3 separate regions of the Homo sapiens genome follow, and all the other regions are linked to region 1. The links are chromatin loops, found by intact Hi-C in ENCODE. Cell type or tissue: MCF 10A. All regions are shown on one strand. Region 1 has its middle 220 kb from the start of PUDP. Region 2 has its middle 300 kb from the start of PUDP. Region 3 overlaps STS (steroid sulfatase).

Region 1 (8,000 bases):
AGACCATCTGAGGATGGGCTAAGGATGCTTGTGATGGCAACAGAGACCTGTCTGGAGTGGCCACTGCCATGATGCCGGCTGTGGTGGGGGAGACGTGGCCAGAGCTGTTCACTCCATGGAGCCAGTGGGAGCTGGGAACAGGCGGGAGCCCCACCCCCTTCTGAGTTAGAGGGGTGGAGCCCCACCCTCACAGGCACAGATGCAGCCACCCAGCCATGGCTGCAGACCTGGGCATCCCTGTGCTCTTGGGGACTGGTGTACTAGTCCGTTTTCATGCTGCTGATAAAGACATACCTGAGACTGGGTAATTTATACAGGAAAAAGGGTTTAATGGACTTATGGTTCCACGTGGTTGAGGAGGCCTCACAATTATAGCAGAAGGCAAGGAGGAGCAAGTCACATCTTACATGAATGGTAGCAGGCAAAGAGAGCTTGTTCAGGGAAACTTCCATTTTTAAAACCATCAGATCTTGTGAGACTCATTCACTATCAAGAGAACAGTGCAGGGAAGACCTGTCCCCATAATTCAATTACTTCCCACAGTGTTCCTCCCATGACATGTGGGAATTGTGGGAGTTACCATTCAAGATAAGATTTGGGTGGCGACACAGGCAAACCATATCAGCTGGGAAGCTCCCCTCCCTCCACAGGCTCAGAAGTGCCTTCTCCAACTGCCTGGCCTCTCCCCACTCCCAGTATCCAGTCTGATTTTGCAGCAAAGTTGAGGTCAAGCCCAGATGCTGTCACGATTCACCTGGGTGTGTGTGTGCTTGAGGCAGCACTGACACACCAGCCTCCTGCTGCCTCAGCCCCCTCTGGGCTTTAGGCACTGATGACCACAGGAGGGAGGCCAAGGAGTGGGGCTGAGGGCAGCTCTGTGTGGGCCTGCAGGTTCCCCTTGGCGTAAACAGTCTGGGTGCCATGGGCACTATGGATGACAGGTCGATGACAGCAGGAGGCAGACAGGCTTCTGGGTGGAAAGGGGTGGGTCACTGGTGAGGCCTTACCTTCAAGCCAGGGATGACCTGAGGCCAGGCTGTCAGTTCCACAGACCACAGTGAGAACTAATGTTGCTTTTCCTTGGCCTGGCCATGGCCGCCCACGGACCAATCAGCAGGCACTTCCTCCCCTCTGAAGCCCATAAAAACCCCGGACTCAGCCAGATTCGGGCAGATGAAGGCATGACCTGCCTGTGGATAGGAGCTACCCATTCTGGGTTTCCTCTCCACTGAGGGCTGCACAGATGTCAGGATGACTTGCCTGTGGATAGGGGCTACCCACTCCAGGTCTCTTCTCCACTGAGGGCTGCACAGACATTGGGGTGACCTGTCTGTGGAGGGGAGCTACCCACTGCAGGTCTCCTCTCCACTGAGGGCTGCATAGACATTTAGATGACCTGCCTGTGGAAAGGAGCTACCCATTTTGGGTCTCCTGAGAACTGTTCTGCCACTCAATGAAGCTCCTCTCTGCCTTGCTCACCCTCCAGTTGTCTGTGTACCTCATTCTTCCTGGAGACGAGACAAAAACTTGAGACCCACTGAATAACAGCACTAAAAGAGCTGTAACACAAACAGGGCTGAAACATGCACCTCCGCTCACAACGGTGCAGATGACGAGAAGAAGAGAAGAGCTGCTTCCCTTTTGGGAGCCCAGACCCAGGGGCTCTCAGAGCCAGGGCTGTGACACCCTCTTTGGGATTCTGCAGTTCCTGGCATCTCCAAGCTTCAGGACACCACCACGTTTCCCTTGTCCAGATGGGAGTGCCCACAGCAGAAGCTGTGTGCAGTACATCTTGTCCAGCCACAGCCTGGCATGGAGCTGGCACCTGTGTTGGCACCTGGAGCTGCCTGACCCACTGCAACAGCCAGCATGCCTAGCTGCATGCAGTGGCTGGACCCCATGCTCGCTCACCTACACACCCCTTGCCACTCCGCACCTGACTTGCACTTGGCGAGTATGAGATCTGGGCTGGTAGTGCAAGCCAAGCACAACCTGCCAGGCCAAGTGGGTGAAATGAGCCCAGCAGGTGCAAGAAATACCCAGGCAGAAGGCGTCACTGGCCAGAGAGGTTTCTGGCTGGTGAAGCAACACTCCAAGGATTCCATGACACTTGAATAGGTGGATGACCAATGAATGTTGAAAAATGAGTGTTAGGCATACATTACAGATACTGCAAACACTTTTACATATGTGTGTGTATTCATTATATTACAGTATGACCCTCCAAAGTGACAAGTGTCCATATGTCCATATTACAGAAGAGAAACTGCGCAAAAAATCGCAAAACTGGCAGCCATGGAATTTTTAACTTTTTTCATGTATATTTTTAGAAACAGGGTCTTGCTTTGTCACCCAGGCTGTAGTGCAGCGGTGCAATCCTAGCTCACTGCAGGCTTGAACTCCTGGCCTCAAGTAATCCTCCCACCTTGGCCTCCCAAAGTGCTAGATTACAGGTATGTGCCACTGCATCCAGCCCAGACTTGGAGTTTTAAATGTAGGTTTGTCAAGCTTCAAGGACTATGTTCTCTGCCTCACTGTGAGACCAGAGGGTGGGGGAGATCTTGCCCAGGGAAGGAAGACTTGGAGAAGTATGAGGGTAAGAATGTGAGTGAGGCTTTGGCCCCTGGTACTCACAGGAGTGAGTTCTGCTCTGACCTTTTACTCTTCTTCTTTCACTCAACTCATTCAGACCTACTCCTGGTCCAGTTACAGTCTATTGAGCAATTTTCCTTGGTCACTTAATACTGTTCCTTACATTATTGTTGTAATTGTTGTCATCATTATTGTTCCCTCATATGCACAGCTTTCTCTTTTTTTTCCCTCTAGATCCACCCTCTCTTCAGGAATATCCAATAGCAGTCATCAATTGAATTAACTGAAATCCTGGATTGGGATCCACTTACATTTTAATGTACTGTCAGTCCAATGGCTGTTGCAGGACAGCTGAGAACCTTATATTATAAATAAACCAACTAACACATAAAATACATCCGGTACAGAATTCACATTTCCTTCAGTAAAACATATAACTTAACTCTTCCACGTGAATCTCTGATGTGTCACACAATATAGAGGCTGAGGGTGTGGCATCTGAGTCACACTGAAGAATGTGCCTTTCCTAGCCTCATTTTCCACATTTTAAAATGTAGCTAAAATACCTAATAATGCCCTTTGATAAATAACAGAGTCAATATCCATAAAGTTTTTAGAATATGGTCGGGTACCTAGTAAACAGTCAGTGCATATTAGCTAATTTTTGTGTAAAGTGAGACTGTTGTTGTTTTTCTTGTGAAATCAGATACTCTCTTGAGGAAACCCAAGTTGGGCAAGAAGTGCACGTTTTTATGAGACATCATGGAAACGTCAGGAAATCCAGAGAAAGGAAACCAGAAACAACCTAGCACCCAAGGAACTAGAAATGAAGCCGTATCTTTGCAGAATCACAATGTTTCGGTTTTCACTCTCCCAGACATGTGACTGACTCCATTTCTGAAGTTCCCAATTTCAAACTGCTGGCAAGAAATTGGACTGGCCCAGCTCCTGCATTCACAGCAAATCCCACAGGCCATAAACATCTTAGCAGCCTGTACATGTATCCATTATCTAATCCTATTCCAAGCTTCTCGTCACCTCATTCAGAAGTGAATGTAGCTTCTGAATAGGGGCTTTGACAGGGGTCATTCTAGAAAAGTTCTAGGTAGAGTCATTACCTTGAAATACATCTAGTGCAAGCTGCCAAGCATGAAATTTATAGCACCTCCACTTTCTGTTCTGCCATCATTTCTTTGATGGTAGAGCATTTTATACAGTGCCTCAGAGTAAATAAGGAGGAAGGAGGAAAAGCCGTCTTTCCTCTGAGATATATTGGTTGGTTTAGATGTCATATCTCAAGACAGCAACCAGTTTATTGCATTTGCTACTCCTCCAATTCATTTATAGTCCTAATGCGACTTACATTTGCCTTGTGACATGATGCTGGAGGCACTTCAAAGACAGTCTGTGCAAAGGAAGGAGGCAGGAATAGGGGAGAAACAGGGATGAGCCCCTCTGGAGAAGGGTCCTATCATCCTTATTCACCCAGGAAGAGACATGATCCCTTTGCAAAAAGGATGCTTTCAATTCTGGAAGGGAAACTCCACACATATTCATTACTTTCCCTGTTTGAATTACAGGAGCATAAATTGGGGAAACATAAGGAAGCATTTCTGCAGTTTTATGGAACATCGTATGAAGTTACATATTTTTTCCCTTCGAGTAAAATAGTTTTGGGTATCCCTTGTCTGGGCAGTGATATCTTGAGTGACTCATTTTAATTACAAAACACCTTACTTTTTTTTTTTTTTTTTTGAGACAGGGTCTCACTCTGTTGCCCAAGCTGGAGTGCAGTGGCACCATCATGGCTTACTGCAGCCTGAAACTCCTAGGCTCAACTGATCCTTCTTCCTCAGCCTCCCAAGTAGTTGGAATTACAGGTATGCACCACCAAGACCAGCTATATAATTTGTTTTATTTTTTGCAGAGACAAGGTCTTGCTGTGTTGCTGGTCTCAAACTCCTGGGCTCAAGCGATCCTTCCACCTTGGCCTCCAAAAGTGCTGGGATTACAGGGGTGAGCCACCATGCCTTTTATGTATGTCACCTTTCACCCAGCTGATCCATATGGGTTCTGTAGACACCAGAGGTGCAACAAAGAAACAGCTCCAATGTTTAATTTCTGAGAAATATTTTAGCCCCCTTCTTAAAACCTTACAATGCTAGTCTCTTGAACCACAGCTCTCATTTTCAGCCCTCATAATTAACACATACAAAGGCATACTCACATACACAGACACATAAACACACACAAATTCAGACACACACACATAGACACAAGAACATTAAAGAAACTGCAATTGCTAAACTGTAGAATAATATTTCACCCTGTCTTCCTCATCTCCCCTACCACCTTCTGCCTAGAATTTCTTCCCTACATTACCCACCCACTAAACACTAATACCCTCAAGTATCATAGGTTTTTCTCAGTTGTTAATTGAGAAAACTGTCACTCCCTCATGGATATAGTATAAGAATAAAATGATGTAATGTAAGCAAGACTGATGACATACTAGAATGTAAATAAGCCATTACAATAGATATTGGCTTAACACTGGCAGCCTTTACTACCTGCAGTGTTAAGCCAACATCTATTCTGCATTTCTTTCACAATTATAGAACTTTTTTATTTGCGCATGCAGCTAGTCTGCTAAAGACTACATTTCCCAGCCTCCTCTGTGGCTTGGTCGTGTGACTACATTTTAGCCAATGAGATATTTTATTTTGTATATCTTATTTTATTTTTTAGAAACAGAGTTTTGCTCTGTTGCCTAACACTCAGTGCAGTGGTGTGATTATAGGTCACTGAAGCCTCAAACTCCTATGCTCAAGTGATCCTCCCACCTCAGGCTCCTGAGTAGCTAGGACCATGGACACGTGCCACCAACCTGGCTAACTTTTGAATATTTTCGTAGGGACAGAGTCTTACTCTGTTGCCCATGCTGGTAACCAATTAGATGTTTTAAAAAGTTGAAATCATCTCATTTCCCAATTAGGACTTCCCTGAAAGAGCAGAAGAGAATTGGTCACATGGAGCAAGAACACTGGGGAGGTCATGGTGATGTTTTAGGTCAGAATAGGGCTAGGGTGAGGTAGTACATTGTTCAGCAAATATTTGCCTCTGTTTCTGGGGTAGGCAGAATTTTCACCATCATGACTTTCACTTCCTGGTGCTGCTCCTGTGGTTTAAGTAGGTTACATAGCAAAAGGGATTTTGCAGATGTAATTAAGGTTACTAATCAGTTGAATGTATCTTCCAAGTTATAATAACTTAAGTTGAATAACTTAAGCTGAATTAGTTGAACTTATCTTCTGACTGAATAAGATTACTCAAGCTCACTTAATAAGCTTCCTACTCAATTGGAGATTATCCTGGATTACCTGGTGGATTCAGTGTAATAACATGAGCTCTTAGAAGTAAGAAAAAGACAGAGGATACTATCAGAGAGATTTGAAGTGTGAGAAGGACTTGACCTTCCATTGCTGTTTTAAAGATGGAATAACCTGGTTGGGTGTGGTGGCTAATGCTTGTAATCCCAGCACTTTGGGAGGCTGAGGATTGCTTGAGCCCAAGAGTTTGAGACCAGCCTGGGCAACATGGAGAAACCCCATTTCTACAAAAAATGCAAAAGAAAAAAAAATCAGCCTGGTGTGGTGGTGAACACCTGTAGTCCCAGCTACTCGGGAGGCTGAGGTGGGAGGATCACCTGAGCCTGGGGAGGACAAGGCTGCAGTGAGCCGTGGTCACACCACTGGACTCCAGCCTGGGTGACAGAGTGAGATCCTGTCCCAAAAAAAATAAAAAAATTAAGATGGAGGAACCCATGTGGACAGTGTGAGAAGTAAAATAATTCTGCCAATAATCATTGATCTTGGCAGAGAACCTTCAGCTCCAGGTGAGACCAGAAGTCCTAGATGATACATAAATTTCATTCTGGTAAGAACTGGAGCAGAGATCCCAGTTAAGCTCCTCTGCATTTCTGGCTTACGGAACTGAGATAATAAATGGGTATTGTTTTAGACTGCTAAGTTTGTGGCAATTCATTACACAGCAATAAAAATCTAAGTAGTACAGTCTCCCTCAAGCTCCATGAGAGTATACTTCACTGACACATGGTCTGACCAAATAAATGTAGACAGAAATGACACTTACAGGCTTAAATCTGAAAAGGAGCTTGTGTTTCTTCTTGCCCTCTGGGTGCTCTGTCCTCTGCCTCCAAGCTTGGCCCTGAATGTAACACATGGAGTAAAGCCACAATAGATGACTCCCAGAAAAAAATGAGTATGAGAAGAAATATGTATTTTTATGCATTGAGTTAGAGGCTACCTTATTATGTAGCATTATTGTGGAAATAGCTGACTGACACATGGACATGTTCAAGCCAAAGCCTGCGGGACCTCAGCCAGAGTTGATATACTCCTTTGAAGGTCTATGCCCGTGGTCCTCCTGTCCACAGTATTCAACAGAAGAAAGCACTAGCATCAAAGAGGTTAAGACCAAAGACCACCAATAACTGCCTCCAAATCAAGAAACGACAACAGAATGAAAATAAACCCATGCAAGTAAAGGTTAGTTCTGAAACACATCCATCGAACTCCATATATTCAGAAATACTTTTAAAACTAAATACTAATGTGTGTAAATGCTTACATAAATTAATCACATGACATATGACTAAGAAATTTGACTGCATTTTGAGTCACCAAAATGATCAAGTTCTTTCATTTAAGAATCTATATAGAGTTGAGTTCCTCTGTCACATGTCTGGTGGTTCAGTAAGTCAATAACAACCAGTTATTTAATTCATGATGCCAGCATCAATAAGTTAGCTCACATTCATTCTAATTCACCTTGGAAAATTTACACCTTCTTCAGAACATCAAGCCTTGTGAAAACTGTTTGCAAAATGCCAAACAGCTCAGACAATAAGGGAATAATTAACCAATCAATTTGAATGACGCATAAGAGCAAACACACACAAATTATTTTGTCCTTTTTAAGGCTTTACTTATAAAGCTAAAGTTTATTTATCACTGACAAACCACCAAGTATCTGATGTCTTGGATAACTGAAAGCTATGTTATATATCTTTTGGAATATGTAATTTTAATTAGGCCAAGGCCCTATTCCTGTGATTATCCTCATAGATGGGTTAAAGTTATTTTAAGCCTGTACTATCTGCAAAAAAAAAAAAAAAAATCAGATTTTGCCTTGTGGCTCCAGTATATTTATTCCTAGAACTAGCTATGTCTGCATTTTCATTTTTTTATTGTTAAAAATCTATCTTTCCAAATATACCAATGTATCACTTGAGGTCTAGAACCTGTGGAAAGCCTGGAATCTGCGAACACAGGAAATTCCATCAGCTATTTTGTTTATTTCAGGGTAGCCTAAAGAAAGATAAGACA
Region 2 (8,000 bases), 74 kb before region 1:
TGAATCACCATTGTTCTTATAGATAGGCTCTCTGATGTTAAAATTAGAAGGGTTTTTGTTTAAGAATTGCTTAAGACTTTTTTCAGATCTTAAATTCCAGCAAAACAGCTGACACCAACCAGTTTGAAGACACCCCCGCCCCACGCACGCACAGAGAAATGGGATCAGCATGAGAACATGGCTTCTTCATCTCCCTGATCCATGACTTCACCCTACACTCTTCCACCCGTCAATGATTTCCACACTTCCACCCACTCCAAAACCCTTATAAACCCTGGACCCAAACTCCTCGGAGAGAGGGATTTGAGGTTTCCTCTAGTCTCCTCATTTGGTAGCTCTATGATTAAACCTCTTTCTCTGCTGCAACCTGTTGTTTCCACATATTAACCTAATACATGAAAAGATGGGAGAGGATCAGCAGATGCCCTTTTACTCACTGAAACTGAAGACAGTCTCACAAGATCACACTTGATCATTCTAGGACTACAAAAAATGAGGATGTTAAACTTCAACTCTCTGAGCCTGGGCGTAAATATCTGGCTAGACCTCCCTTAAGGGCTCATATCTCCTGACTTGTGATGTTGGACTTGTGTGACAGTCACTGGAACACAAAGAGGAAGCTATGTTTTTGTGTCTCATTTGGGCAGTGAGTAGTTCTGTTTTACTCATTGGTGCCAGGCTGGGTATGCCTGGAAGGTGGAGGGAAGGAGATCCAGCCACCAAAACACCCAAGATGTTAGGCGATCCAACCACCAAGACACCCAAGGTATTAGGAGATCCAGCCACCAAAATATCTCATGACGTTAAGGTGTAGTGAGGTGTCTCCTTTGGAAGCAGAAAAGATAGGCTCATGAGTGTTGTTGTGGAAATTTAATTAAAAAATAAAATAAAATTTTCTCCCAATCCAGAAAACCTCTTCACAAAGGAAGAAGGGGAAGAAAACAATTTCATTATTGAATATGCATTAAATCAAAATGTAATGGATATCATATTCCACAATCTCTTAGAAATTGTGAAGATAGAAAGAAATCTCACTCTGTAGAACCAAGCAAATATAACCCCCTTACATATACATTCCGAAGATAAACAATAACTAGTCCTCAAGTAAGAGGACTTGACAACATTGTTTATTACACATAGTTCACCATCAGTTCACCCCATAAATGGGGTGACCATCGTGTTAGTTAATTTGTTTTGTACAAAGCAAAAATAAAGTCTGCTTACTTTTATGACACAGGTGGTTTTGCAACCAGGATCCAGGCCCTTCTGAAGTTAGGCTCCTACCTTCCTACAGAGACTGAGAGCGGGAGGTGATAACTCCCTTGATGTTTACATTTCAAAGGGATGGCTCCCAGGTCCTTAAGGAAGACACTGCTAGTTCCTAATGCTGGAAAGAGTCTTCTTGAGCTTTCAAAATGATTTACATATATTTCAAAGAGACCAGGAAAAAAGTTACAAGTTTTCTAAAGGAAATGTTCCAAATAAAAATGTAAGGGCAATTTGGGCCTGCCCTCTTAGGTCCGGTGGTCCTGGTAAGTCAACATGTATCTTACAAGGGCAGCAGTCTACTGCTGTTGCTCAAAATGCCTTCACGTTTTCCAAAGTGAATTCACTTGTGCTAAGTACTAAGACTATTTCTCAAATTTTAATTGGGTAAGAGGAAAAGAAAATATTTCTTTTAACTCTACCAACCTACATTGATGTCCTTTCCCTAAAAATCAGCCCACGCTTTGGCTCAGTAACTTGTCCCTTCTGGTGAGATGGACTGAAGCTAAGGGGATAGGATAGATGAGCAATATTTTTGTCTACCCCTTCTCCAAGCCTTTGAGAGAACCTTAAAAGAGATACATCTAACGTAGCCTGTAAGAAACATACCTCGTATGTCATAATGTTGGGATGCTACATGGATATCAATTTAGGAATTGATTTCAGAATTATTTGATAAAGGAGGAACAGGGGGAATCAAAACTTACGATTTCACTTATGATTTGATGAGCACATCATTTATACCTTTCTCGCTACCCAACATGTTATTCTCCAAACTCAGGTCCCAATAACTAACGATTTTTGCAAAAGTGGTTTTACTTACTGCCCTGTTCATGGATAGCATATGCAGTGGCCCATGAGCACAGACTTCTGGTAAACCCACAGTGCATAGGAGATCAGCGAGATTCAGAAAGAGGACAATGTAAGCATGGGACACCTACAAGTGAGTAAGCTAACAGCCAAGCGAGGCCATGCTTTCCCTTGAAACCACAACTTCCTTCAAATTCAGAAAGAAGGCACAGGCGTTCTGAGAAACATGCAAAACGAAAAAATCCTGGGTTACCCTGCATGAGCCAACTCCTTAGGATGAAAAATGATGACAGAGAATAAAAGACTAAGAAGGGAAGCCTGTAATTCCTTTTCCATTAAGTCCTTCCTTACCAGTAACTAATCATAGTGAGGTACAATGTGCACATAGAAAGAAGCAAAATAAAAACAGTTGATTTAGTTTTGTGTAGTGTTTCCACTGTTCTGGTAAGAACAAAATACATATGCATGTATGCACCATGAAACATAAATTAGGTAATTTCGGTGATTCTGTCCACAAGTTAAATGCTCTTCTATTTGCATTTAAAGCTGGTATTACGTCATATAAAGACGAATGGTAATACTCATGCTAATAATTTAAAATTTTAATTTTCCTTTTCTCAGAACAACATTAAATAGCAAATACAAAACACCATGACAAGCCAAGTGAGAGACTGCAGAAGAGAGGTAAATGCTTTATACTTATTTTTCCTTTAATGGCACTTTGGGCTGTTTTTTTGAAAAAGGGGCACTACGTTTTCATTTTATACTGGGCCCCAGAAATTAGATAGTCAACCTCATTACAATATGTACACTTTACATCCTCCACCCAAGTTTCTAGAATAATCTAGATATTATAAACCAAATTCTGCCATTCTATTCACTGGTAGCTTTTATTCACTTTGATACTCAAAAAACATCTTATACTCAAACATCCTGCAATTATGTGTGCTTTTTGGAACATTTTAGAATAAATCACTTTAACGTAAAAAGATGAGCTGACAGTCTTGCTTGGAGTAGGTCAGTTTTGTGGGAAAGCACATATCTCTTAGAACATTAATGGCCTCTATCCCTCTTCCCCATTATATAACTAGCATGCTTACTTGATGGAGTACTTGACATTTGCTATCTTCTTGCTAGGGCTTGCTGAAGATCAGCAGTTCTTAAATTTGGCTGCATGTTAAAATCACATGGGGAGTATTTTTAAAAAAAAAAAAAAAAAAAGAAAGAAAAATACCAGTCCCCAGGCTTCATCTCAGACAATGCACCTCAGACTCTATGGGAGTCTAAAATGTAACCAGGGTCAAGATTCACTCCCTAGCTATATGACAGTGCTTCTCAACTTTGCCTGAGCAAAAGAATGTCATGAAAGTCTCGGTGAAATTCTAGACTCCTTGGCTCCTCCCCCACCAAGTCAATGAGTCGTAAAGGTAGGAATTCGGTACATTTCGCAAGCACTCCAGGTTATTCTTATGATCAGGGTCATTTAGGGAGCATGACTCTAAGATGAGTTGAGAAGGAAGAGAGAAGAAAAATGATTAATAAAGCTGCCAGTGATAAAAGGCTCTGAGAATCAAGCTGTTCTCTGGTCTTCCCTCTCTAATCATACTAGCCCACCTGCATTACTTATCTATATGTGTGTAACAAATTACCATGAACTTAGTGGTTTAAACCAGCCCACATTTATTATCTCATGGTTTCTGTGGATCAGGAATCTGGGTATGGCTTGTGTAGATTTTCTGCTTCAGGGTCTCACAAGACTGCCACCAGCAATCAAAGTGTTAGCCAGTGCTGTGGTCTTATCTGTGGCTCAACCGGAGAAGGATCCACTTCCAAGCTTGCAACATTTTTGGCAGAATTCAATTCCTTGTGAAGTGAAGGACTGAAGGCCTCAGTTTCCTGCTGGCTGTTGGCCAAAGATGGCCCTCCCTTCCTTGCCATGTGGGCCTCTGAAATATGGTAGCTGATTTCTCCAGTGCCAGTGAGGGAGAGAAGCACCCAGCAATATGAAAGTTACAACCTTATGTAACACAATCACAAAGGAAGCATCACATCTCTTCTGCTATATTCCGCTGGTTAGAAGCAAGTCTCAGGTCCTGCCTATGCTCAAGAGAAGGGAATTAGGGTCTGCCTGTCACAACTCTACACAGCAGAGTACTATAGCCACAGCAACTGTCCATAAATTCTAAAGCCATAACACATGGGTTCATATATCTGGCATCCCAGCTTACCAACATTCACCTTCAACGGGCTCCTTAGCTTCATGGATCCTTAGTTTTCACATCTGTACAATGGGGATAAAATAGGATATACCTTATAGTGTCACCGTCATAGGCATTTGAATGATTACATGCAATGAGCTTGGCAAACTGGTCTACACATACTATGTAAAAATAAAAGCAAGTCTTGTAACTATTTTTATATGACACATGGTTAAACCATATTCAAGGCGCATTTGTCCAGGGTTAGTGAACCAAAATCAACGTTTTGCACACCAGTTCTATTGGAAAGTGGCAGAGCAAAGGGCAGCTTCTGTGACTCTCTTAAATGCGTGGGTATAGATACCTGGTGCATAATAAATGGCATTGTGCTTTTCTCCTGTCTTTGCTATTGGCACTCAAAATGGATTCATTTATACATTCAGGGAACATAGATTGTATAAGGCACTGTCCCATGATGACCAGGCAACCCTGCCTCCAAAGCTCTGCAATGTACTCATTTTGTGAGTACCGTAGTATAACTGCAGTAAAAGGAATAACGTAATAAGTTGTGTAAGAGACTGACAATCAAAATGCTATGGCAGTTTATAGCAAAGAGAATCACTTTGGGCTGTGGAGATAAAAGAAAATTCCATGTAGAAGGCATCTATGGACACAGCAGTAAATAAAATATATTGCTATTAGAAAGTATATTAAAAAGCCAGTCATTCAAATATCGATGGGTAAGTGCATTATTATTTTGCTCCAAGGAGTAAATTCTGCTTGTTCTGCAAAATGATATTGGGCTCTTTATGGTATTGCTCAGGGCTGGGACCTAATACCCACTGTAGTCATTCCACAGAGGTGGGATGGACCCCTCCCTCCAAACACGCACACATCCAAACTTTGCTTTAGAGGTCAAGACTGATGACATTACATGCATAAAGAATGTATGAGAAGGCTTATGACACAGTGGGGCTTTCTGGGAAGAGCAAGGAAGACTCCCAAGCTAGTACAAAGATGGCTTCAGTCACAGAGAAAGGAGATGACTCAGCTTTCATGGTGGTTAAGGTGTGAGGTTGCAGGGAGCCTTCTTGAACACAGGCTGTGGCTTGCATAGTTTCACTCCCTCAACCTCCAGGCATTCTTATTACTTACCTGGCTGTGGTGACAGAAGGGGAAGGGGAGTTGTGGGTTTGAATGCTGTTTGCGGTAAAACATCCAAAATGGATTCAGAATATTTATTGCAGTTTTTTCTTTATGCACGTGAAGTAACTGAATCACAAGGATTTATTTGTATGCCCTGGGTCACATGCCAACGCAAGAAGCCCAGAAACAAACCAAAGAAACAGGCTTCTCTCGGCCTTCCTGGGCTCCAGGTTAAGCTTGTGTGTGCTTTCTATTCAGAGTAGAAAAAGAGAATAACAAAGAGTTTTCCCTTTCATGTGACCTCTTGAAATACATTTTCAAGGATGGAAGACAATGGACTCTACCTATCATATCACGGAAGAGGATGGGTGAAGAGACTTAGAAGTTCAAGGATAAGGGCTCAGTCAGTTACAAGGCGTATATTATCATTCCCCTTGTTTGTGATAATACCCTCCAATTAAACTCAAAGATTTCATGCCAAGATTCTTTTTTAAAATGACAATTTTATGCCAGGGTTATGAATTACACATCTCCAGAGGAGACAGTTCAAGGTTTTCTATTATTAATATTACAGCATTACTATTAAATAAACAATGATCAGTATCATCCCCTCCTCTTCAGAGGGCTGGTTTTCTCACCAGACTGTGGGACATAACAGAAGTTTTCAGAGATGAGGGTCCTCCCCTGGTCCTCATAGAAGTAAATAAAAGTCAGAGACAACAGACAAGGACTTCACTATCTGGAGTGTCTCTTACCACAAGTTAGCAATGTGTGTGTGTGTGTGTGTGTGTGTGTGTGTGTGTGTGTGTGTGTGTGACAAGGTCCTGTTCTGTTGCCCAGGCTGGAGTGCAGTGGCATGATCTCAGCTCACTGCAACCTCTGCCTCCTGGGTTCAAGCAATTCTCAGGCCTCAGCCTTCTGAGTAGCTGGGACTACAGGCACGTGTCATCATGCCCGGCTATTTTTGTCATTTTAGTAGAGACGGAGTTTCATAATGTTGGCCAGGCTGGTCTCAAACTCCTGACCTCAAGTGATCTGCCCACCTCAGCCTCCCAAAGTGCTAGAATTATAGGCGTGAGACGCCATGCCCAGCCACAAGTTAGCAACATATTTTAATAGGAGATGAAATAACTTCAAGGCTCATTCTCAAAATCCATTCATCTTTTCTCAGTAACCAAATCCAGTTAGCCGACATAAGTTGTTAGAGACATCACATAACAGATGCTCTCTCTTGTAATAAAATCTCCTTTAAACATTTTGAAACGACTCTTTGAGTAAACCCCACAGGAAAAAAATAATACCAGGAAATGCTTCCACTGTCTGAGAAATCATTTTATGTACTTGTTTCTTGCTGGCTGATAAGTACGTGTGAAGTTCCATAGGCATGTATTCTGTGCTGGGCACTGGGTGAGCACCACGAAACACATCAATGAATGGCCAGAAACACAGGTAAATGCAGGGTGCTTGGAGGCATGTTAAGGTAAAGAAATGTGCACCATGCTAACTTGAGCAGAAGCAAAACTCAGACCAAATCAGGGATGAAATTCAATTCATGCTTCAATATCTAGTCCAAAGAACTTTTTTGAATTCAAGACTTCTTCAGTGTTTTCTTATTCAGTCTATGGCTGAAAGAGATGGCTCAACTTTTATGGTGGTTAGGGCATGAGTCCTACTTGAGATGATTATAAATAATGCTGCCAAAAACACTGTTTTCCATGCTGATGGTGAACAAATGCACAGATTTTTAGGATTGGAAATGTTGGCCCATAAAATATGAATACATTCTACAATACTTAAATACTGCCCAACAGTTCTCCAAAATGACCAATTTGTATTTTCACCCAACATGTATGAAATTTCCAATCATTCCACATCTTCATCAAGATTTGATGTTTGCCTTCTTCATTTTAGCAAATTCTGAAGGTTGTGTAGTGGCATCACATGGTTGTTTCAATTTGCATATCTCTGATTGCTGATAGGTTTGAGAAGCTTTGAATATGTTCATTGGTTTTCTAGTCACTTTTTAAAGGGCCTATTCCATCCCATCTTTCTATTGGGTTTTCTACAATTTTTATATTGACTTATGGGAGTTCTTCATATATTCAGTCAGTCAGTCTTTCATTGGACATATGTTGCACTTCTTCCAACTCTCTAATTGGCTGCATCACTTCTTTAATGGTGTGTATTGATGAACAGAAGTTACGCATATTTGTATTTTTGATTTTGGTATAATTTACCTTTCCCCAGTGACTGTGCCTTCCATCCGTGACCACTGAAAAGCACATATTTCAGTAATAGTCTTTATTAAATGCATCCATTGTAGTTTTCAACAAACTACATCCTGTGTACTTGTTTATGTATTTAAATCATCATACACAGAACACGAACTGCACCACAGCATGGCTGTCTTCATCATAGTAGGAGTTTAATAACTCCTGATAGCTATTTTTTTAGATGTGAAGATTTAAGCAGCACTCAATAGGTTTACTGTAAAAAAAAAAATCAGCAGGCAGTTTGCACTAAAGTCATATGATAATTTCATATCAAATGAATATCCTCAAGCTATTAGAGGCAGTTTTT
Region 3 (8,000 bases), 210 kb after region 1:
GCCCGGCCAGTCTTACACATTTTAAATGCTTATTTCAGGCCAGAGATTGTCATCCGGGAGGATGATTTTACCTACCAGGAGACATTTGGCAACATCTGGAGATATTGTGGGTTGCTGCATCCTACCACGCACTGGATAGCCCCTACAGCAAGGAATCACCCAGCCCCACGTACCAACAGTGCCTCCGTGGGGAATCGCTGGATAGACAAATTCATTGTGAAAGAGAACGTCCCAGTCTCTATCTCTAAACTAAAAATCTCCCAGTCTTGGAACCGCCAAGAGGAACCCGGGACCCTAAGCCATCTCTGTTCCATCCCCCTGGGCTTTCTCCCAGACCTCACAGTTGAAGGTGCTTCTCCTAATTAGCCCTGTGCCAAGTCTCTGCCCTGCACTTCCTTCTCATAATAAGCATTTAATTATTATTGACATTGGTACTTGCAGTATTTATACTGCTTGTTTTCCTTCACAGAAAACACCTGAGGTGAGACTGGACTTCTGCTTCATCATTGCCACATCCTCTGTTACCTGTGTCCCTGGGGCACTGGGGAAGTGCTTGTTGACTCAGTGGCCAAGTTTGACAGGGGTTAATTTCCAACCAAGGCTCGAATTTTAAGGAGAAGACAAGATGGAAACAAAACAATGGTGACAGAACCTGGTCTAGAAAGCATGGCTTAGGACTTTTGGCCATAAACTCTTAATGCTTATTTTATTCAAGCTTTTAAGGGATGCTCAACATCTACTATTTAGGTTTTTAATGCAAAGAGGAGTCATTATTATCTTTTTTTCATGCACTGAAAGCTTTTAGATTTCTGTCTCCTGATATCAGCTGTGATGTGATAATCTCATTATAAATGAATATGGGGCAATTTCTCAGTTGGCAAATAGTAATGTCACTATAGATACCAACTCACAGGGTACTCAGTAAAGCATTGTCATGTGTTCCTTGAGACAAAGAGTACCTACAGTAAATGACACGAAATGGAGCAAACTTTCTGTAAAATAATTTTAACACTTTTAGTGATATTATTTTCAGTGAAAATTATTTCTAACATTCCTCCAACTCAATCTGCTCGGGTTGGCACAGAAGACAAAACTGATGTGTACATGAAATATGTTGATACTCTGATAAGAAGTAAAGTAAGCATGAACTGGACATCTTAATTCATTATAATTGCTCATAAGATAACAGAGAGTTTACTTGAAAGAGATCAAAGGAATTTCTTAGCATCTCTCTTTGGGGAAAAAATCATCCATTTGGTTGGTTCATAATTACTAGATTATGTACAGCATGCATTGCAAAAGTTAAATTGTTTTTGGATGTTCATTTTCTGCAATTAATATAAATTTTCAGAAAACACTAACTGATCTCTGAACTACATACCCATTCTTCAGTTAACCTAGTTCTTTTATAGAGATGATCTTACATACACAAGTATACTGTAAAAAGTGCAGTAATAAACACCACATCTTAAAACCAACATAGCCTGTTAAGAAACATTTGGCTTCAGCCGGATGCAGTGGCTCATGCATGTAATCCCAACACTTTGGGAGGCCTAGGCAGGCAGACCACTTGAGGTCAGGAGTTCGAGACCAGCCTGGCCAACATGGCAAAACCCCATCTCTACTAAAAATACAAAAAAAAAAAAAAAATTAGCCAGGCATAGTGGCACATGCCTGTAATCCTAGCTACTCGGGAGGCTGAGGCAGAAGAATTGCTGGAACCCAGGAGGTGGAGGTTGTGGTAAGCTGAGATCGCACCACTGCACTCTAGCCTGGGAGACAGGTCGAGACTCCATCTCAAAAAAAAGAAAAAACAAAAAGAAACATTTGACTTCATGCATGGTCCTGAGGATAAACTGAGAGATCTACGTGTATGCCCCTCTAGAAGTAGGCATGTATGTTCTTTTTCCACTCTTTAGGATACGTATTTCCACTCTTTAGGATACATACATATTAACATTACAGATATTGAATCTGTATATTTAAAATGAAAAAGAGTGAAACAACTGTTAATTCCTTCTCAAATTCATCCTTTAGAAAAGCAGTAAGTTGAAAGCTTAAAATCATGCCAATCTTTCAGGGAATGCATTGGATGGCAAAGACATCTCCCGCATAGACATCGTATCTAACTCAGAAGCAGTGGGTGCAGTATTTTCATATATGAGGTTAATTGATTTAATTTCTCTTTTGTGTAAACTATAGCACAAAATCCACCACTTCCTTTGCTCATTTCCTTTTAGGATTCTTTCCTCTAAACTCCAGTATTCTTTATACCAAGCTTGTGTTTTCAAACTACCACTCTAATCCACAAAGACAAACTATTTGGCAATTACTTTCTTCTCCTTATAGACAGCCTTGTTTCAGGGCAAATGAGCAAATGAAAACATATTAGATAAATTGTTGTAGGTGGTTTTACAGATATTTTCTTTAATGTAACACTACAGATAAAAAATGTATAAACTTTGATCAGTCCCACAGAAGAGAATTTAAAACTCCGCCTCCCAGAGCAAAGACTTGGCTCTTCTACTTATTCAATTAACTCTTAACATGCTGCTCTTGGGCTATTCCAGGAAGGGAAATAAATAGAAACCTTTAGACTTCCTTTGAAGCAGTGCAACTAAAGTAAATATTCCCCGTAAGCAATTTTCTGTCATCACGTATCCCAACATCTTAGCAGCAGAGAAGAAAAAATAATAATCATATTAAAAATGTAACTCACCAGTTCTTACAAGGCTTTCAGAGAGGGCTCTTTACTGGAAGACTCAAGACACTTTGTACGTCTCCTTCAAGGATCTCAAACAGCTTTTCATACCATCACATTGGACAAGTATCCCAGCCGAACGCTCATCGTGTGTGAATAATCATTTGACAGCCTGGGCAGTTATATTGGAGCATCATTGGCAATAAAGTCATCACTGAGTAATCAGCGAATCTATCATAAAAAAGTTATTTAACTGCATGTATTTCTCCACCTGGCCTTCCTCTCCCCCAGTGCCCCACACATTTTTAACATCACTCAGAGGGAAGCTGGACTTCCTTCACCAACTCATCACTTTGGAGGAGCTTTGGGTGCCAGCCCTGAATACTTAACTGCAATTCTTATTCACCTATTGACTCCCTAACCTGGAAAACAATCAGGAGTTCACTGAGAGCACTTCCTGTAGGCACTGAATTTTGCATTGCATGGTGCGCAGCAAGGAAAGGGAGCATGTGTTGAGGAAGAAGAGGGAGGCTATATAATGGTGGGGTGGGACAGACAAACAGTGATGATTATTTTTTCGATGAACAACATAGGACGTGGTTTTAGGATGAGAAGAGCAAGGGTTTTGTTTTTAATGATCTGTGGAGAGCCTGATGTGCCTAAGCCTTGCCAGCCTGTTTGTTACGTGAGTTACACATACAACACAGTGCCAAGAGCCCCAAGGAATTCATTCTCTGTGTCAATACCACAGGGTTGGGCAATGAGCAGGGCTACCACTCAGCAGGGAGGTGTCCCATCAACGCTGATGAAACAGCAGGCAGTCTTCTGACCACACACCTTGGGGGAAAATCACACCCCAGGAAAAATAACCTCCAGTGTTTCTCTTTTATTAGTTTCCTCGTGTTGTTTGTTTTTACAGCATTTAGGGAAAAAGGAAAGGGAGAAAGAAAAAAAAAAGCCTAATCTGAGTCTTTGCTTCTATAAATAAAAAATTGCTTATTTCTAATTATTTTGTGTGCCTCTGGCTCTCAGTAGGCACTCAAATAATATATAAAGTAGCAGTGTTAGCCCATTTTCTAGTCTTAATAATAACTAAGGATTTGGGCATGCTGAAACCTGAAAAGTATTTTAACATGAATAAATACGACTCGGATTTTACCAAAAGGCCATGTTTTGTCTCCCAGGGTCTCTGTAAAACTTACTCATTGCAGAAATGTCTTATACCAGCTAGTGGTCAAAATTCCAGCACATCACATGATGTTTCTGGTCACTGAATGCTTTCAAGATCAAAGTTAAATGTCGAATGAAAGGCTAAATCTCTGCAGCTTTAATTCCAGAGTAAGACTTCCCTTTCTCCCCACCCTACCCCCAGCTAAGGCATGCTTTTCATGGTCCTGAAACAGAGGGCACACACGGGGAAGCTTCTGGCTTTCTCAATTGTCATCCTCCCTCATTCCCCCTGCTGTGGTTACTGATCCCTCCACCTGGAGAGTAGCAGGAAAGGAAGGCGAAAAGGAGCAGAAGGTTTGTTCTTCTCTCACTGGTCCTGTCATGTGAAGATTTCAGGCAAAGCTGAAGGGCATTTTCTTAAGTTCTTGGAAGCCAGGACAGCTGGATCACCCCCATTTGCAACTCCTGAGATGCGGGCGATGTTGTCTCTTCCTCCAACTGGTTTTCAAGTGGCGCCTCTCTGCTGGAGTTTCCTCCTCATCCCAGCAGATTTTGTGGGGCAAAAGTCCAAATCATTAAGGTTATCTGGTTATGCATATTTGTTTGAGGGACTCTGGAAGTGCAACCTAAATCAACTCCCCCTAGTCCTCGAGATCAGAAGTCTCTAGAGCAGATCAGGCAGGGATCAGGTGCCACCCACCTAGGTCCCCCAAGAGATGCACAATCAAATATCAACCTCTCTGAGGAGTGTCGCTGAAGCCTCAACATTGGACTGAGGCTAAGAGAGATGCATGCCATGTCATTTGTTTTTATTTCATTTAGGAAACAAGAAAAAAGAAAGCCTAACTCCACTGGGGAGGAGGCAGGGCTATAATGCCACAGAAACCTCTTCATAAGCCCCCACTTCTCTCCTTGCTGTGAGGCCAGAGATCCATAGGGTTCCTGGTTATCTACATGGAAAATTCCTACAGAATGCCATTTTTTTCCATCTCATTTCATGATGCTGTCAAATGAGTATCCTGTTACAATAAATATTTCCCAGAATAATTTGTCTTGATATGTGGATGGAGGACTTTGGAGTCAGACAGACATGGCATTCTGATTCCAGCACCCACTAGCTGTATGACCTCCAAAAAGTGCTTAATCACTTGGGGCACCAGCTTTCTCACCAGTAAGGCAGGCAGAAGCATACATCTCAGGCCCCTCTAATCAATAACCCTTTATTGATTAGATATAATGTCCCAGGGCATGGTGCCTGGCCAAAAGAAATGGATGATCCTTTTTGGCAATTTTGAGAAGACAGAAGTGAAAAGATTTTACTTTACGAGCTATGAAAATTACTGTGCTTTAAGATCATGAAAAGCACAGACTTTGGTATATGAATCCACGTAGATGCTTAATGAAATTGTTCAGAGTTGAACCTACCTGATGTTTGACATTCCTATAACTGTGCCAACCATCAGTGGCATTGCACAGGAACCCTCAAGCTAACACTGGGCATGTCTTCATACTTGGGCCTCTACCCAGAAAGAACCCATAAGAGAGACTGTTGGTGGGAAATCCTGGAGTCCCACAGAAGAAGGGCACATGCAATCAGAGATGAGCAAGGGAACACTTACTCTCAAAGACTCGACAGGCAGCAGTCACATGAGCAAAGATCGAGGCTTGATAATTAGGGCCCTGAATCAAGGAACAAGCATCTCAATGCAAATTGGGCAAGTGGGATGAGAGCAACACGGTGCTCACAGAAGGGTTCTCCTCTTAGCCATGCAGAAGGAAGAGACCTGGAGCCCCAGAATCCAGCTTATAGTCTCCCTATTGCATCATCCACTACTGCACAAGACAAATAGCAGTGAGCTCTGTATACATTCAGTGGGCTCAAATATTCTCCTCCAAGCCATTTGCCAGCTTCATAAAGTCTAGAAACATTAAAACACCAAAAGTGCTCTCAAATCTCTGGTTTGGGGACCCCCTCCTTGTCTATTAAAGTAAAGGGTATGGCACAGGAAAGGGCAAAAACATGTGGAAAACCCCAGAATTCCTCCTATGTGTGTTACATGGAACATGGTTGGGGGCAGATCAAAGAAGGAACACAAAAAATCATGAATAGTTTCTAGGTATTTTTGCATATTTGTGGTTTTTAATTATCATTCGCTTCCCATTTTGCAGGAGCAGATTTAATCACAGCCACTGCATTTCCATGTTTCAAGTTATAGCTTTATTATTAAACCAAAACCCAAGTCCTAGTAAACTACCTTTCTTTAACTGGCATCCTAGTTTACACCAGGAGGAAGGAGTCATGGAAATTTATTGCCTCTAAGATTCTTTCAGAGTGGTTTAAATGGCCCTAGGAAATTGACTTGAAATAGATGCTTCCAAATGTTATTGTTTACGCACTAATACAACAGCAGCCAATAAACATATTCAATTGAAATGTGCCCACAAGAGAAGAAAATACATGTGTTGTACCTGTTTGACCCACCTACTTCACTTAGCCTATTAAACAACTCTCAAACCTGTGCAATTATATATAAATATATATACACACATATATTATATATAAAGACCTTTCACCTGAAGATTGTTAAAACCACACATACATCCAAAGAGAAGCAAGAGCCAGCCAAAAATAAAAAAACCCACACATGCATGCATCTATATGTGTGTATATATGTAATAAATTTAAATCATATATACAATAACTCCTCACTTAACAATGTCAATAGATTCTCAGAATTTTTTTTTTTTTTGAGATAGGTTCTCACTATGACACCCAGGCTGGAGTGCAGTGGCATGATCAGAGCTCACTGCAGCCTCGACCTCCCAGGCTTAAGCAATCCTCCCATCTCAGTCCCCCCAAGTAGCTGGGACAACAGGTGCATGCCATCACACCCAGCTAATTTTTGTATTTTTTTTGTAGAGATGGGGTTTCACCATGTTGCCCAGGCTGGTCTTGAACTCCTGAGCTCAAGCATTCCACCTGCCTCAGCCTCCCAAAGCGCTGAGATTATAGGCGTGAGCCTCCATACCTGGCTGATTCTCGGAAATTGCAACTTTAAGAGGAACGATATATAGCAGGTTATTTCATTCAACATCATTTTGTTATAAAGTTGATGAGAAAAAAATTGGTTTTGTTATATGTGGCTTTGCTTAAAGTCACAGTTTCCAAAAACCTACCAACAAGTGAGAACCTACTGTAATCACCTTTCTTCTTAACTTTCTTAAAGCCATGCAGTTGCATTGTTTGTAATATAATATTTAACATATACATTTGTGAATATATACAAACTAAATATATTTAAGTTATATATAAAGGCATTTCCTCAAGTTTATAAAAATCATGCACACCAATATATTATTTATATAGATTATATAACATATGCATGGTATACATATATACATATAAACATAATCTGTTCCCTTTAAGATTCTTAAAATCTTAACTATTTGAGGTACCTAAGATTCTCATTCTCTGAATTTTACTCTGTAAATTTAGTCTGCTTTTCCAATGTGTTTGGTGTCACGCTGACTTGGCAAAATCCCACAGCCTTACTGAATGATTGCTTCAAGAAAGTTGGTGGTGAGGCAGAATGTAAGTCAGAATGGACCCTATGCTGAACAGTAGTCTGGTATTTCTAAAGTGTGTTTGAAGGAGATATTATGTTCTTTTTAAAGAGCATATGTGATGGTCCCTGTTGAGTAAGTTTGGGAACTGTTGTGTTAAAAAAAAAAATGGGAAGACCATCGTTGACCACAGAAATGGGAGAGTTTCAAGTGAACACATGGCTGTGAATTGAGGAGGCAAGGACTCATTCAGCACATTTTCCAGGCTTATGTGATCATGGGGAAGCTGAAGGGAGAGGCTGTGCAACCAGCTTTCTGTTCCCTCCAGATGTTAGCTTGCACCAAGCAGCACAGGAGTTGGGTGCAAGTAAAATAAAGGAGAAAAATTTCAATCCTAGAAATGACTGGTTGGACCACGTTATCGCTGACATGCCATACTGACATCATAATTGAAGAAAACAAATGTTCCTTGTTTATTTTTTGAAGCTTCCTTTTCCTTATTTTTTTTTGCTGGTGTTTTCTAGAATACTTTTTTTCCCTTTATTTGCACATTCACTCCTGTGTT

Evidence for each region. Peaks named below come from ENCODE experiments on the same cell type or tissue, not always from the same donor. Only the 100,000 strongest peaks of a DNase experiment are listed, where the experiment ranks them.
Region 2: it touches region 1 in a loop (5-fold over the local background); 3 of 110 quality-filtered maps call a loop at or near these places.
Region 3: it touches region 1 in a loop (3-fold over the local background); 2 of 110 quality-filtered maps call a loop at or near these places.

What each region holds. Positions count from the first base shown.
Region 1 is chrX:7,368,393-7,376,392 of GRCh38, reverse strand. No RefSeq gene overlaps it. Among named protein-coding and RNA genes, the nearest start is that of PUDP, 220 kb to the right of the region's middle. RefSeq lists an enhancer at 2,371-3,570. In MCF 10A, no CTCF peak of the experiment used is centred here; DNase peaks (open chromatin) are centred at 3,072 and 3,332.
Region 2 is chrX:7,442,533-7,450,532 of GRCh38, reverse strand. No RefSeq gene overlaps it. Among named protein-coding and RNA genes, the nearest start is that of PUDP, 300 kb to the right of the region's middle. RefSeq lists an enhancer at 1,060-1,603. In MCF 10A, no CTCF peak of the experiment used is centred here; DNase peaks (open chromatin) are centred at 3,502 and 5,322.
Region 3 is chrX:7,154,773-7,162,772 of GRCh38, reverse strand. All of the region lies in intron 1 of STS (steroid sulfatase), which reads right to left. Among named protein-coding and RNA genes, the nearest start is that of PUDP, 11 kb to the right of the region's middle. In MCF 10A, no CTCF peak of the experiment used is centred here; a DNase peak (open chromatin) is centred at 3,452.